Regions from separate parts of the Homo sapiens genome. Here region 1 is linked to region 2. A link is a loop called in an ENCODE intact Hi-C map of the cell type or tissue named here. Cell type or tissue: gastrocnemius medialis. All regions are shown on one strand.

Region 1 (2,500 bases), 930 kb after region 2:
GGTTTGGGTACTGTACTATAATTATATAAGATATAACCAATGGGGGAACCTGGGTGGAGGGTACCCAGGACCTCTCTGTACTATGTTTACAACTTCATATGAGTCTATAATTATTTCAAAGTAAAAATTTAAAAAAACAAGAAGATACATAGCAGAGAGTCAATATACACATTTTCAACAATAAACATGTAGACCTCCTGAAAAAAACAAGCTTTTTTTTTTCCTTTTCCTCTTAACAAGGATGTGCACAACTTTTCCCTTGGAAGGAACTTAGACACACACCAATTAACCCCGTGATGCCTGTCAGTAATGTTGGAGGAAGAGAGACAGGGCCTCTCAGGTGCAAGAATTAGGATGTCCCCAGCCTGAATGCCAAGAAACTCCTGTGGCAGCCAAGCCCCCAGGGTGTCAGACCCCTGAAGGGAAGTCTGAGCTCCTCTTTCTTTCCTTAAGTGATCCTGGGAGAGGTCACAGGGCAGCAGGGCCGGGAAAATGGCACGTGGAAAGCGGTCACTTCAGAACCAGAAGGTGTTCTTTTCCATCTCATCACCTTCTTAAGACAAACCACTTTCCCTCCTTTTCAGTTCTATCTGAACCAACAGCTACAAATAAATAAACACCACTGTTTGCAAAGGCCACAGAGATTAATATTATTATTAATATTAATAGTATTAATGGAGTCTAATCATAGTAAATACATAGAGATGAAAGATCTTTCCCAAAGCAAGTTATTGATAACTATTAGGGTTGACAACTGAAAGATACATTTGCAATTTATTTTTGAAGCCACATAGATTCATTTCAGCCGACCCTCTAGTTATGGGACTAGACCACATTCAAGTTGCCTTTCAAATAGTACTGTAAAATTAAAATTTAAAAAGCATGTAGACGTGACTTTAAGGGACACTCAAGGAACTACCAAACAAGAGCTCGGCAGCCAACACCCTTTAGTGAAAAGGGTAGGACAGTTTGGGGTTGGCACCTGGGAAAATGGTCCACATGATGACCTTTGCAGGGGTGCTGCCCTGTCCTGTTCCCAGCAGCCTCGCCCCCTTTCTTGCCCGGCTCGCTCCTCCTCCTCCTCTGACCCTGTCAGTCAGGCGTTAACTGACCTTCCCAGGGCTGGGCACCTTCTATAGGAGCTTCCTCCCCTTCTCCCCGTCCATGGGAATGAGTCAGCAGGGTTTGGTTGGCTCCACTTCCTGCCTGTGGTTATTATAGCTGACTCATCAGACCATCCTGGGTACACAGTTCAGAGTCTTGATGCAATTCACTTCACGTTAGATCATATTTCTCTCCGTCATTAAATATTCTTGGAAAACATGATTTTCAATGGCTGCAAATATTGCCAGGACCATCTGCTTGCTGAATGCTGGTGTGCGAGCTGGCAGAACCTCCATGTGCTCCAGGTCTCTGATCCATACGTGGAGAACGCACACCCACATGTGGCCATTTGCTGGTATTCCGTCACTCACTAAGTCCCCAGCAGAGCTACTGCTCTGAGTCTAAGCATCTAAGTATCAAAACATGATACACACACACACACACACACACACACACACAGCCCTAAAACAAATGTTACTGTGATCCTGAAGCCACTTGTTTAAAGAAGTTTACTTTCTTTTCCACCTGAACAGTGATAGACAGCCAGTGTGCAAGTTCAAGGAGATAATATTAAAGAATTATTGGATCATAGATGTTTTGAAATAATTATGCTCACCACACATAAGATTCATTCAATAGGCATTACATGCCCAAAACACATAACAATCTAAAGGCTTTAAAATAAGGCAGTTTAGGCCAGGTGAGGTGGCTCACACCTGTAATCCCAGCACTTTGGGAGTCCGAGGTGGGTGGATCACAAGGTCAGGAGATCAAGACCATCCTGGCTAATATGGTGCCTGTAGTCCCAGCTACTTGGGAGGCTGAGGCAGGAGAATTGCTTGAACTTGGGAGGCGGAAGTTGCAGTGAGCTGAGATTGCGCCACTGTACTCCAGCCTGGGTGACAGAGCAAGACTACATCTCAAAATAATAATAATAATAATAATAAATAAAAAAATAAACAGAATAAGTCAGTTTTCTACCTATCTGAATAGATACTGTAATGTTAAAATTATCACCACAAAGTTCCTCACCTTTTAGGAACTCGAGCTGGTAAGGGTGAGGTGGACTTTTATAAACCCTCAGGACAGTGGCTGGGCGGAGACTTTCTTCACACAGTCCATCTTCTGGACTAAAGAAGAGAGGCCGGGCGCGGTGGCTCACGCCTGTAATCCCAGCACTTTGGGAGGCCAAGGCAGGTGGATCACCTGAGGTCAAGAGTTCAAGACCAGCCTGACCAACATGGTGAAACCCCATCTCTACTAAAAATACAAAAAAGTTAGCTGGCCATGGTGGTGGACACCTGTAGTCCCAGCTACTTGGGAGACGGAGGCAGAAGAATGGCGTGAACCCAGGAGGCAGAGGTTGCAGTGAGCAGAGATCAAGCCACTGCACTCC
Region 2 (2,500 bases):
TCAGCCAAGTGTAGTGTGGGTTGGGGACAGATACCTGGATGATGAAGATCCTACCCCTGACTCCTTCTTCCCCTCCCCCAACCAGCCTACAACCGTTCTCTCTCTCACCCAGAGCTCTGGTTTTTATCCCCATGATCCACACGAGTGAGGGGCATAGTTGCACCATCGTTATCTAAACCAGTGGTTCTCAAAGTAAGGCCCGAGGACCCGTGTGTGTCCCCAATACCCTTTCAGGTGCTATGTGGAAAGTATATGTCCAACTACCTGCATGTGAGACACTGGATATTCATCATAAACTTCAACCAAAACAACATATCACAACAGATGGCACAAAAGCAGTTATGAAAGGGCAGCTATCTTTTATTGAGCCAGATACTAAAACAATGTGAAACAATGCCATTCTTCTCATGAGTTTTTTGAAATTATGACTATTTTTCATAAAAATTATGCAATATGGTAAATTGACAGCTGTAGCCTGGACAAACAAAACCTCTTTGGAATCCTCAGAAAAGGTCCAGGGACCATAAAGGTTGAGAGTCACTGATCTAAATCGTCTACTATTTTCTCAGGAAGCTCAGTCTCAGCAGATCAGAGGGGAACTAGTAGAACATTGGTTGCATTATATTTATATTACATATATTATGACTATTATTTTTATCAGAATTTTAGGTAATCTCCGTTTGAGGTATTTTTGTATTTGGAGAAATATCAGGTGGGTGATCAGATCTAAAATGGAAGAATGTTCTAAGGTCAGCTCACCTTAGAAGGTGTTTGGGAATGCCGGGGAGGGTGGTTACTTTTCTACTCAGACCTTGAGAGAAGAAACAGCCTTTCCTGGGAAGCGTTTACATTTAAGCCCTGAGTGTGTTGTGCAAAAGGAGCTGAGCCAGGAATCTGCCAAGAGGCTGAGATGTCTGTCCTGTCCCAGTCCCAACTCACCCAGGCCCCACCCTGTTGCCCACAACTTCCAGTGCCAGCCCCAGCGAGTGCTGCAGACTGTGACCGCTGTACTCCCCCACCCATCCCAGGACTGGCTCCTGACCGACGGACAGACTCTGAGCTCTTGGCTCTGCCGCCCTGGCCTTGGCTCCCTCTTGGGCCTCTGGCTTCTGTTTGTACTGGAACCCAGGCTTCTCCTAGTGGGCTGTGACAGGCTCCCCTGGCTCTTAGTCCTATATACTGTCTTTGGCAGGAGTCCCTGTCCCAGCTCCAGCTCCACAGACTTGGACATTGGCCACTTGGCCAGCACTTTGGTCAGGCCAGCCCTGGCCGCCTGGGATATCTTGGAGGATTTGGGCAGAGACAACAGGACAGAGAGGTCTGTTTACAGAAGTCCCTCTATGTAGATTGGCACCTGAATGCAGTTGTCATCTGTGATAGCCACAGGGATTACTTGAAAGCGGGGCATGGCAGGGAGTGAGCTGGACCTGCCCTGGGATTCCAGTGCAGCTGGAATCATGGTGCTATTTGTTTTTTGACACTGCAACCATTCTGCATTAAAAAACACCCTTTTCAATCTAAGCCTTCATTATTACTCGTGCAGTGAAATACTATGTAAAAAACCAATAATTATTTCTCGCTACCTTTTGCTAAGTCCCTTCCGTGTGCCAGGTGAGGTGATTCGTTCATTTTATAATTGTTTATTGAGCACCTACAGTGAGCCAGGCATTGCTCAAGGGGCAGTGAACAAAGCAGGCAGAAATTACCTGTCTCGATGGAGCTTACATTTTTGTCTGGGAGGAGTCAGACTATAAACTAATAAACAAAGTAAATTTCTGGTATGTCAGATGGTGATGGATGCTGGGGATAAAAATCAAGTGTGGTAAATTGGAAAAGAAGAAGTAAAATAGTCTCTCTGAGCAGATGACAGGATCTTTTATGTAGAAAACCCCAAGATTCCACAAAAAATCTGTTAGAACTAATAAATTCAGCAAAGCTACAGGATAAAAATCAACATGTAGAAGTCAGTTGCATTTCTATGCATTAATAATGAAGAATCCAAAATGAAATTGAGAAAACAATTCTACTTATCATAGCATCAAAAAGAATAAAATACTCAGGAATAGACTTAACCAAGGAGGTAAAGACTGTACATGGAAAACTACAAAATTGCTGAAAGTAATAAAAGGAGATACAAATACATTGAAAGGCATCCTATGTTCATGAATTGGAAGACCTCATATTGTTAAAATGTCAATACTACTAAAGCAATCCACAGTTTCAGTGCAATTCCTATCAAAATCCCAAAGATGATTTTTGCGGAAATAGAAAAACTCATCCTAAAATTCACATGGAATCTCAAGGGACTCTGAATAGCCAAAGCAATCTTGGAAAAGAAGAATAAAGTTGGAGGCCTCTCACTTCCTGATTTCAAAATTTACTGCAAAGCTACTATAATCAAAACTGTGGAACTGGCATAAAGACAGGCGTAGAGACCAATGGAATGGAATAAAGAGCCCCTAGAAATAAAACCTCACATAGGTGGTCAATGATTTCTGGC

What was found. Hi-C counts contacts between places; a loop is a spot of excess contacts. Peaks named below come from ENCODE experiments on the same cell type or tissue, not always from the same donor. Only the 100,000 strongest peaks of a DNase experiment are listed, where the experiment ranks them.
Region 1: a loop joins it to region 2, with 2.8 times the contacts of the local background. A loop is called at or near these places in 1 of 110 quality-filtered maps.

What each region holds. Positions count from the first base shown.
Region 1 is chr2:111,697,854-111,700,353 of GRCh38, forward strand. No RefSeq gene overlaps it. Among named protein-coding and RNA genes, the nearest start is that of MIR4771-2, 72 kb to the right of the region's middle. In gastrocnemius medialis, no CTCF peak of the experiment used is centred here; a DNase peak (open chromatin) is centred at 1,158; H3K4me3 peaks cover 731 bases; H3K27ac peaks cover 1,404 bases.
Region 2 is chr2:110,772,542-110,775,041 of GRCh38, forward strand. The region is part of intron 2 of ACOXL (acyl-CoA oxidase like); the gene reads left to right. Among named protein-coding and RNA genes, the nearest start is that of ACOXL, 41 kb to the left of the region's middle. RefSeq lists an enhancer at 1-89. In gastrocnemius medialis, no CTCF peak of the experiment used is centred here; a DNase peak (open chromatin) is centred at 990; H3K27ac peaks cover 2,001 bases.